Linked DNA regions of Homo sapiens: region 1 is linked to region 2. Evidence: chromatin contacts called from ENCODE Hi-C or POLR2A ChIA-PET data. All regions are on one chromosome and are shown on one strand. The core of a region is the stretch at or near the end of the contact, and the rest is flanking DNA. Distances in the headings are between cores, read along the strand shown.

What was found. A loop is a pair of places that touch in the nucleus more often than their neighbours do. ChIA-PET counts read pairs that join two places held with the same protein, here RNA polymerase II (POLR2A). Pooled maps may share reads with other maps.
Region 1: a loop to region 2 is called in a map of Caco-2, with 10 times the contacts of the local background. The contact joins two enhancer-like sites. A Hi-C loop is called at or near these places in 5 of 168 maps with a recorded cell type or tissue (Caco-2, Right ventricle myocardium inferior, endothelial cell of umbilical vein and 2 more) and 8 of 50 pooled maps. POLR2A ChIA-PET finds 5 or more read pairs at or near these places in 13 of 52 experiments (BJ, Caco-2, H1 and 10 more).

The regions. Positions count from the first base shown.
Region 1 is chr20:35,126,302-35,131,136 of GRCh38, reverse strand. MMP24-AS1-EDEM2 (MMP24-AS1-EDEM2 readthrough) reads left to right here. Exons shown (of 15, transcript NM_001355008.2): 12 at 4,762-4,835. It overlaps EDEM2 (ER degradation enhancing alpha-mannosidase like protein 2), which reads left to right. Exons shown (of 11, transcript NM_018217.3): 8 at 4,762-4,835. Among named protein-coding and RNA genes, the nearest start is that of EDEM2, 19 kb to the left of the region's middle. Within about 2 kb of position 1,281, at least 3 of the 41 ENCODE cell types and tissues checked have a DNase peak (open chromatin) inside an H3K27ac peak, as active enhancers do.
Region 2 is chr20:35,094,233-35,098,904 of GRCh38, reverse strand. No RefSeq gene overlaps it. Among named protein-coding and RNA genes, the nearest start is that of TRPC4AP, 3.8 kb to the right of the region's middle. RefSeq lists a silencer at 2,434-2,563. Within about 2 kb of position 2,529, at least 3 of the 41 ENCODE cell types and tissues checked have a DNase peak (open chromatin) inside an H3K27ac peak, as active enhancers do.

The DNA.
Region 1 (4,835 bases), core at 32-2,531, 33 kb before region 2:
TGGATTTCTTATCTCCTGGCCATTGCACATGGCATCTTCTTTGCCTAGAATGTCTTTTTTCCTGTCTTCCTATGTCCAAATTCTTTTCACCCTTCAAAGCCTAACTTAAATGTCGCCTTGCCCAGGAAGTAGCTTGATCCTTCTACAGAATTTGGGACCTTCAGCATCTTTCTTGCAGTTAGCTCTCATCAACAGTTACAGCTCTACAAATTGAATGCAGAATCCATGCCTTACTCATCTTATGTTCCCCACAGTGCTTTACATGTGGTAGGTAATAGATTAATACCTGTTGAATAAATACATCTTACCCGCCAGGCCCTTAGACACTAGCAATCTTGAGGAATTGTTGAGCACCTAATTACTATTATTATTATAGCTACAGTAGTCCCCCGTTATCCACAGTTTTGATTTCCATGGTTTCAGTTATCCATGGTCAACTGCAGTCTGAAAATAGGTGAGTACAGTCAGATACGATATTTTGAGGCTGGGTGCAGTGGCTCACGCCTGTAGTCCCAGTTTTTTGGAAGTGAGGATTGTTTGAGGCCAGGAGTTTGAGACCAGCCTGGGCAATATAGTAAGACCCCCTCTCTAAAAAAACAAAGATATTTTGAGGCACTAAATTTACATAATTTCTTTTTTTCCTGTCTCTTACCAAAAAGACAAATTCACATAACTTCTATAACATATATTGTTATACTTGTTCTGCTTTATTATTAGTTATTGTTGTTAATCTCTTCCCATGCCTAATTTATAAATTAAACTTTTTCGGCTAGGCACAGTGGCTCATGCCTTTAATCCCAGTGCTTTGGGAAGCTGAGGCGAGAGAATTGCTTGACCCCAGAAGTTCAAGATCAGCCTGGGCAACATGGTGAGACCTCGTCTCTACAAAAAATAAAAAAAAATTTGCTGGGCATGATGGTGCGTGCCTGTAGTCCCCACTACTTGGGAGGCCAAGGTGAAGGATTGCTTGACCCTGGGAGGTCAAGGGTGCAGTGAACCGTGATCATACCACTGCATTTCAGCCTGGGTGACAGAGTAAGACCCTGTCTCAAAAATAAAAATTTTTAAAAATTTAATGAATTAAGAATTCTCATAGATGTGTATGTATAGGAAAACAGTAGTCACGCATTGCTTAATGACAGGGATATAGTCTGAGAATTGCATCGTTAGGTGATTTCATCATTGTGCAAACATCATAGGGTGTACTTAAGCAAACCTAGATGGTATAGCCAACTACACACCTAGGCTATATGGTGTAGCCTATTGCTCCTAGGCTACAAACCTGTACAGCATGTTACTCTACTGAATACTATAGACAATTGTAATAGAATGGTAAGTATGTATATAAACATAGAAAAAGTACAGTACAAATACAGTATAAAAGGGCACATGAATGAAGTTCACAGGACAGGAAGTTGCTCTGGGTGAGTCAGTGAGTGGTGAGTGAATGTCAAGGTCTAGGACATTACACTATTGTAAACTTTATAAATACTGTACACTTAGGCTATACTAAATTTATTTAAATTTTTTTTTCTTTCTCCAGTAATAAATTTTTTTTTTTTTTTTGAGATAGAGTCTTGCTCTGTTGCCCAGGCTGGAGTGCAGTGGCATGATCTTGGTTTACTGCAACCTCTGCTTCCCCAGTTCAAGTGATTCTCCTGCCTCAGCCTCCTGAGTAGCTGGGATTACAGGCGCCCACCACCATGCCTGGCTGATTTTTTTTTTCTTTAAAGACAGAGTCTCACTCTGTTGCCCAGGCTGGAGTACAGTGGTGCAATATCGGCTCGCTGCAACCTCTGCCTCCCGGGTTCTAGCAATTCTCCTTCCTCAGCCTCCCGAGTAGCTGGGATTACAGGTGCACGCTGCCATGCCCAGCTAATTTTTTGTATTTTAGTAGAGATGGGGTTTCACTGTGTTGCCCGGGCTGGTCTTGAACTCCTGAGCTCAGGCAATCCACCCGCCTCGGCCTCCCAAAGTGCTAGGATTACAGGCGTGAGCCACCGTGCCTGGCCTAATTTTTGTATTTTTAGTAGAGATGGATGGGTTTTCACCATGTTGGCCAGGCTGGTCTCAAACTCCTGATCTCAGGTGATCTCCACCCACCTTGGCCTCCCAAAGTGCTGGGATTAGAGGCGTGAGCCACCATGCCTGGCCTCCAATAATAAATTAACGTTAGCTTACTGTAACTTTTTTACTTTATGAACTTTAAAATTTTAAAAAACTTTTTGACTCATTTGTAATAATGCTTAGCTTAAAACACATTGTACAGCTATACAGAAATATTTTATTTATATCCTTATTCTCTAAGTTTTTTTCTGTTTTTAGTTTTTTATTTTGTTTTCACCTTTTAGACTTTTTTGTTAAAAACTAAGCTACAAACACACATTAGCCTAGGCCTAGGGTCAGTATCATCAATATCACTGTCTTCCACTTCCCCATGTTATCCTGCTAGAAGGTCTTTGGGGGCAGTAACACTCACAGAACTGTTGTTATCTCAGATGATTGATAACAATGCCTTCTGGAATTCCTTGAAGGACCTGCCTGAAGCTGTTTCATTTTTTTTTTTTTTTTAGACAGAGTTTTGCTTATGTTGCCCAGGCTGGAGTGCAGTGGCACCATCTCGGCTCACTGCAACCTCCGCCTCCCAGGTTCAATTCTCCTGTGATTTTCCTGTCTTAGCCTCCTGAGCAGCTGGGATTATAGGCACCCACCACTACGCCCAGCTAATTTTTGTTTTTGTTTTTATTTTTTTTGGAGACAGAGTCTTGCTCTGTTGCCCAGGCTGGAGTGCAGTGGTGTGATCTCCGCTCACTACAAACTCCACCTCCCGGATTCACGCCATTCTCCTGCCTCAGCCTCCCGAGTAGCTGGGATTACAGGCGCCCGCCACCACACCCAGCTAATTTTTTTGTATTTTTAGTAGAGATGGGGTTTCACCGTGTTAGGCAGGATGGTCTAACACTGACCTCGTGATCCGCCCACCTCGCCCTCCCAAAGTGCTGGGATTACAGGTGTGAGCCACCACGCCCAGCCGACTTTTTTTATATAAGAGGAAGGAGTTATCTAATGATAATAATATAGTAAATACATAAACGCGTAAATGGTTGTTTATTAAATATCACGTACTATACATAATTGTATGTGTTATACTTTTATGACTGGCAGCACAGTAGGTGTGTTTACACCAGTATCACCACAAACAAGTAAGTAATGCATTGCATTATAAAATTACAACAGCTGTGATATCTTTAGGCTGTGGTGATTTTTCACCTCTATTATAATTTTATAGGACCACCATCTCTACAGTTCAGTGTTGACCAACATGTTGTTATATGGCACATGACTGTATATAGAGTTTATTTAGTACTATCCATGGTTTCAGACATCCACTGAGGGTCTTGGAACGTATTCTCCTCACATAAGGGGGGACTACTTTACTCATTTATTCAACAAATATTTATTGAATACCACGGATGTACCAAGCATTGTGCCAAGCTCTGAACATGGACTGTTTCATATAATCCTTACAACTCCTGTTTGAGATTATCTTATTTATTTGCATGTATATTTGGTACTTTGTTCATTCAGAAAATGTTTATTGCTCATTGTACTAGTGTGGGGGATTCTGCAGTAGACAAAACAAAGTCCCAGGCCTCATGGATTTACAATCTAGGGGAGAGATATGAGGGATAAATTCAAGTTCCTACTAGAATGTAAGTTCTCTGAAGGCTGGATTTTGTCTTGTTTACAAACTCATAGGAGCCTGGAACCTAGTAGGTGCTTAGCGAATGTTTGTGGTATAAATAAATGACTGAAAAATTCCACAGATACCTAACATTACTGTATTAGACCATTTTCACTGCTGATAAAGACGTACTCAAGACTGGGTAATTTATAAAGAAAAAGAGGTTTAATGGACTCACAGTTCCACATGGCTGGGGAGGCCTCACAATCGTGGCGGAAGGCGAAAGGCACATCTTACATGGTGCAGGCAAGAGAGAATGAGAGCCAAGTGAAAGGGGAAACCTCTTATAAAACCATCAGATCTTGTGAGACTTATTCACTACCATGAGAACAGTATGGGGGAAACGGCCCCCATGATTCAATTATCTCCCACCAGGTCCCTTCCACAACACGTGAGAAATATGGGAGCTACAATTCAAGGTGAGATTTAGGTGGGGACACAGCCAAACCACATCAATTATTTTCTGCTTTTTTCTTTTTGAGATGGAGTTTCACTCTTGTTGCCCAGGCTGGAGTGCAATGGTGCGATCTCAGCTCACAGCAACCTCCGCCTCCTGGGTTCAAGCAATTCTCCTTCCTCAGCCTCCCAAGTAGCTGAGATTACAGGCATGCACCACCACACCTGGCTAATTTTGTATTTTTAGTAGAGACAGGGTTTCTCCGTGTTGGTCAGGCTGGTCTCGAACTCCCAATCTCAGGTGATCCGCCCACCTCGGCCTCCCAAAGTGCTGGGATTATAGATGTGAGCCACCACGCCTGGCCTCCCCATTTTATAGATCATAAGGCTGAGGCTTAAAAGGGAAAAACCCACCCCAGGTCACGGTTAGCAAGTGGTAGAGCTGGAGCTGGAATTTGAGCTGGAAGTTTGACTCCAGAATCCATGCTCTTGTCTAGCCTCCTTGCCTCATTGCATCCTGGTGCTCTTTCCAAAGTGTAAGTTCTCGCTTCCGCTGTCCAGGCCTGCCTTTTTTCTCCCTAATCACTCATATGTCCATTATCCCATCTCCCCCACTGCAGAGTATAACAAAGCCATCCGGAACTACACCCGCTTCGATGACTGGTACCTGTGGGTTCAGATGTACAAGGGGACT
Region 2 (4,672 bases), core at 1,280-3,779:
AATATGGATTATAAGATAAATAATGGCCAGGCATGGTGGCTCATGCCTGTAATCCCAGCAGTTTGAGAGGCCAAGGTGGGCAGATCACTTGAGGTCAGGAGTTCGAGACCAGCCTGGCCAACATGGTGAAACCCCATCTCTACTAAAAATACAAAAGTCAGCTGGGTGTGGTGGTGGGTGCCTGTAATCTCAGCTACTCGTGAGGCTGAGGCAAGAGAATCGCTTGAACCTGGGAGGCAGAGGTTGTGGTAAGCCGAGATCACACCACTGTGTTCCAGCCTGGGCTACAAAGCAAGACTCCATGTCAAAAAAGAAAAAAAGCCTGGGCATGGTGGTTCATGCCTGTAATCCCAGCACTTTGGGAGGCCAAAGCAGGCGGATCACCTGAGGTCAGGAGTTTGAGACCAGCCTGACCAACATGGAGAAACCCCATCTCTACTGAAAATACAAAATTAGCCAGGTGTGGTGGCGCATGCCTGTAATCCCAGCTACTTGGGAGGCTGAGGTAGAACAATAGCTTGAACCCAGGAGGCAGAGGTTGTGGTGAGCTGAGATTGTGCCATTGCACTCCAGCCTGGGCAAAAAGAGTGAAACCCTGTCTTAAATAAATAAATTTAAAAAAAGATAAATTGTATCAATATTAAATTTCTTGGGTGTGATGGTATCATAGTTTTTAGGAGCATGTCCTTGATCTTAGGAGATACATTCTAAAATATGCAGGTGAAGTGTCATAATATCTACAATTTACTTTCAAATGGTTTAGCAAAAAATGGCTTAGCAGGATGGGTGCAGTGGCTCACATCTGTAATCCCAACACTTTGAGAGGCTGAGATGGGAGGATCCCTTGAGCCCAGGAGCCCAAGGCTACAGTGAGCTATGATCGTGCCACTGCACTCCAGCCTGGGCAACAGAGCGAGACCCTGTCTAAAAAAAAAAAAATGTTTAGCAAAACTAACACAAACCCTCTCTACGTATAAATGAAGTATAGAGAGAGATACATATATGGAAAGAGCTGTATATATACATATATGTATATATACATATATGTATGTGTATATATGTATATATACACATATATATGTATGTATATGTATATATACACATATGTACGTATATGTATATATGTGTATGTATATATACACATATGTATATATGTATATATACACATATATGTATATATGTATATAGGCACACATGTATATATGTATATAGGCACACGTGTATATATGTATATATACACACGTGTGTATATGTATATATACACACGTGTGTATATGTATATATACACACGTGTGTATATGTATATATACACACGTGTGTATATGTATATATACACACGTGTGTACATATGTATATATACACACGTGTGTACATATGTATATATACACACGTGTGTACATATGTATATATACACACGTGTGTACATATGTATATATACACACGTGTGTACATATGTATATATACACACGTGTGTACATATGTATATATACACACGTGTGTACATATGTATATGTATATACACACGTGTGTATATATGTATATGTATATACACACGTGTGTATATATGTATATGTATATATACACGTGTGTATATATGTATATGTATATATACACATATATGTACATATGTGTATATATGTATATGTATATATACACATATATGTACATATATGTGTATATATACACAGAGAGAAAGATAAAATATAGTTTTAGTAGCTGACAAGTCTAAGCAAAGGGTATATGAGTGTTAATGGTGTATCTTTTAACTTTCTGTAGATTTGAAAAACTTCCCCAAAAATGCTGCGAGAATAATAAGATAGTGCAAAGAAAGTGCTTGGCCAATGGTAAGTGCTCAATAAAGGGTAGATCTTACCCAGAAGTATAAGCCCCATGAGGGCAGGAAATTTTGTTTATTTTATTTAGCACAATATCCACAGCACCTATAACAGTGCCTGGCACATAAGATAGTACTTAACAAACATTTAAAAGACAAATCATGGAGAGGTTGTACATTAGAAATGTAATGTAAAAAAAAATCACTGTAAAAAATGACACCACAGGACAATGCATAGTTGCATGGGACAGCTGTTACCATGGCCTGATATAACAGTGCCAGTTGCTTTGATTAAAGTGACTTCTTGGCAGGGTGCCATGACTCATGCCTGTAATCCCAGCACTTTGGGAGGCTGAAGCGGGAGGATTGCTTGAGCCCAGGAGCTTGGCGGCTGCAGTGAGCTATAATCACACCACTGTACTCCAGGCTGGGCCACAGAGCAAGACTTCAAAAAAAAAAAAAAAAAAAAAAGTCCCAGAAAATCTGTCTGCCCAATTGAGATGAGTTTGGCGATTTATTTACAAGAGTTAATGTTCTCTGAATAGCATCATCATGTTTGGTTAAGCCATTTGGGATTACGGTGGAAAAAAAATTAGCCAGTTTGGGAGCTTCATTTTTTTTCTAGTGCTGATTAAAATTGACATCAACAGACCTCTGGTGGGAGAGGTACTTCGCCCTCTGGTGGTGAGAGACACTCAGCTTTTTTTTTTTTTTTTTGAGACAGAGTCTTGCTCTGTGGCCCAGGCTGGAGTGCAGTGGCGCGATCTCGGCTCACTGCAAACTCCGCCTCCCGGGTTCAAGCAATTCTCCTGCCTCAGCCTCCAGGGCAGCTGGGACTACAGGCGCGCTTCACCCCGCCCAGCTAATTTTTGTGTTTTTGGTAGAGACGGGGTTTCACCATATTGACCAGGCTGGTCTCGAACTCCTGACCTCGTGATCTGCCCGCCTCGGCCTCCAAAAGTGCTGGGATTACAGGCCTGAGCCACCGCGCCTAGCCTCAGCTAGTTTCTACGGAAAAGGCTGGCAGAGCAGAGGTGAAGTGGAAAAGAGTGTCTTTCCACAGAGGTTTCTGGAAACATGTCCCCTTACTTCATGGTCACATGGTATCTGTAAGGACTGAATTTGAGGTTGTCATTTTTGACCCAGTGAATACCCAGCTTTGGTGAATGCCTGGGCCAGGCTAGACTGACAAAGATAGGAACTGAGGAATGGAAAGTGACATTTGCAGTTGGGTCAAAGCTGAGGTGGGAAGATTTGTCCCTAGCATGATGAGTGCCAAGGGAAACCTGGAGGGCCATGTGAACTGTGAAATTAGTCAGGATCCTGTCTCCTCACCGCGACAAGGGTGAGAATATCCATCACCATATGCCTCAGGAAGAGCTCTGGGTGGAATCCCTGGGCTGTGGATTCCCTGGTAAGGCTGGCTGCTGCCCGGACAGCTCACCAATGCCCTGTTTGTATCCCTGGAAATGCCTTTTCTTTTTATGTCTTTTTAAAGTTAATTTCACATATTAGAAGACTTTTTTTTCTTGAATCTAGAAATGATACATAGCTGGTGCAAAAAGTTATGAAAAGTATTGTTATTGAACCAAAGTGAGGGCTGCTTACCTGGTGCAGCAAAGCCACTGACATTGGGATTACAGCAAGAGAAAGTGAGGCATTTATTATTGCACTTGCTGCAGGGTGCCAAGCGAGGAGAATCAAACAGCTTATGCTTAAGACCTGAACTCCCTTATGGCTTACAGGGGTTTTATTTTATTTTTTTGAGACAGAGTCTTGCTCTGTCGCCCAGGCTGGAGTGCAGTGGTGCAATCTCAGCTCACTGCAACCTCTGCCTCCTGGGTTCAAGCGATTCTCCTGCCTCAGCTTCCCGAGTAGCTGGGATTACAGGCACGTGCCACCATGCCTGGCTAATTTTTGTATCTTTAGTAGAGACGGGGTTTTGCCGTTTTGGTCAGGCTGGTCTCGAACTCCTGACCTCAGGTGATCCACCTGCCTCGGCCACCCAAAGTGCTGGGATTATAGGTGTGAGCCACCGCGCCCAGCCGGCTTACAGGTTTTTAATGGCAGGAGGGCAGAGGCCACAGGCGAAGTCATAAATCAATACATAGGGGCTGTATATTGGTTCCACCTAAAAAGACAGGACATCTCCAACCAGGGGCCCACAAGTGGATTCAAAGATTTTCTGACTTGTAATTGGTTAAGGAGGTAAAGCTTTGTCTAAAAATTTGGGATCTGCAGAAAAGAATGTTAGCTCTGACTTATGGTCGTGTCCTCCTCCAGGCCCCCTAGGAAGAAATTTATAACAAAAAATAGAAGTCAAAGTTTAGTTCTCAGCTCTCCCTTATCTGAGTTTGCCTATCAGCAGATCCATTTGGTGGGGGTTCGAGTTTCTAAGAAACAACACTCAGGGACAAATTTTAAGATGTTATATTCAGTTTCTATAGGGAACAAAATATCTCCTGACTGTAACTTCTTTGGCTATTTTTTTTTTTTTTTCTGAGATGGAGTCTCATCCTGTCATCAAACTGGAGTGCAGTGGCGTGATCTCGGCTCACTGTGACCTCTGTCTCCAGGGTTCAAGTGATTCTCCTGCCTCAGCCTCCCAAGTAGCTGGGACTACAGGTGCATGCCACCACGCCCAGCTAATTTTTGCATTTTTAGTAGAGATGGGGTTTCACCATGTTGGCCAGGCTGGTCTCGAACTCCTGACCTCATGATCTGACTACCTCGGCCTCCCAAAGTGCTGGGATTACAGGTGTGAGCCACTGGGATTACAGGTGTGAGCCACTGCACCCGGCTGAGTTTATTTTTGTATAATGTGAGAGATGAGGATCC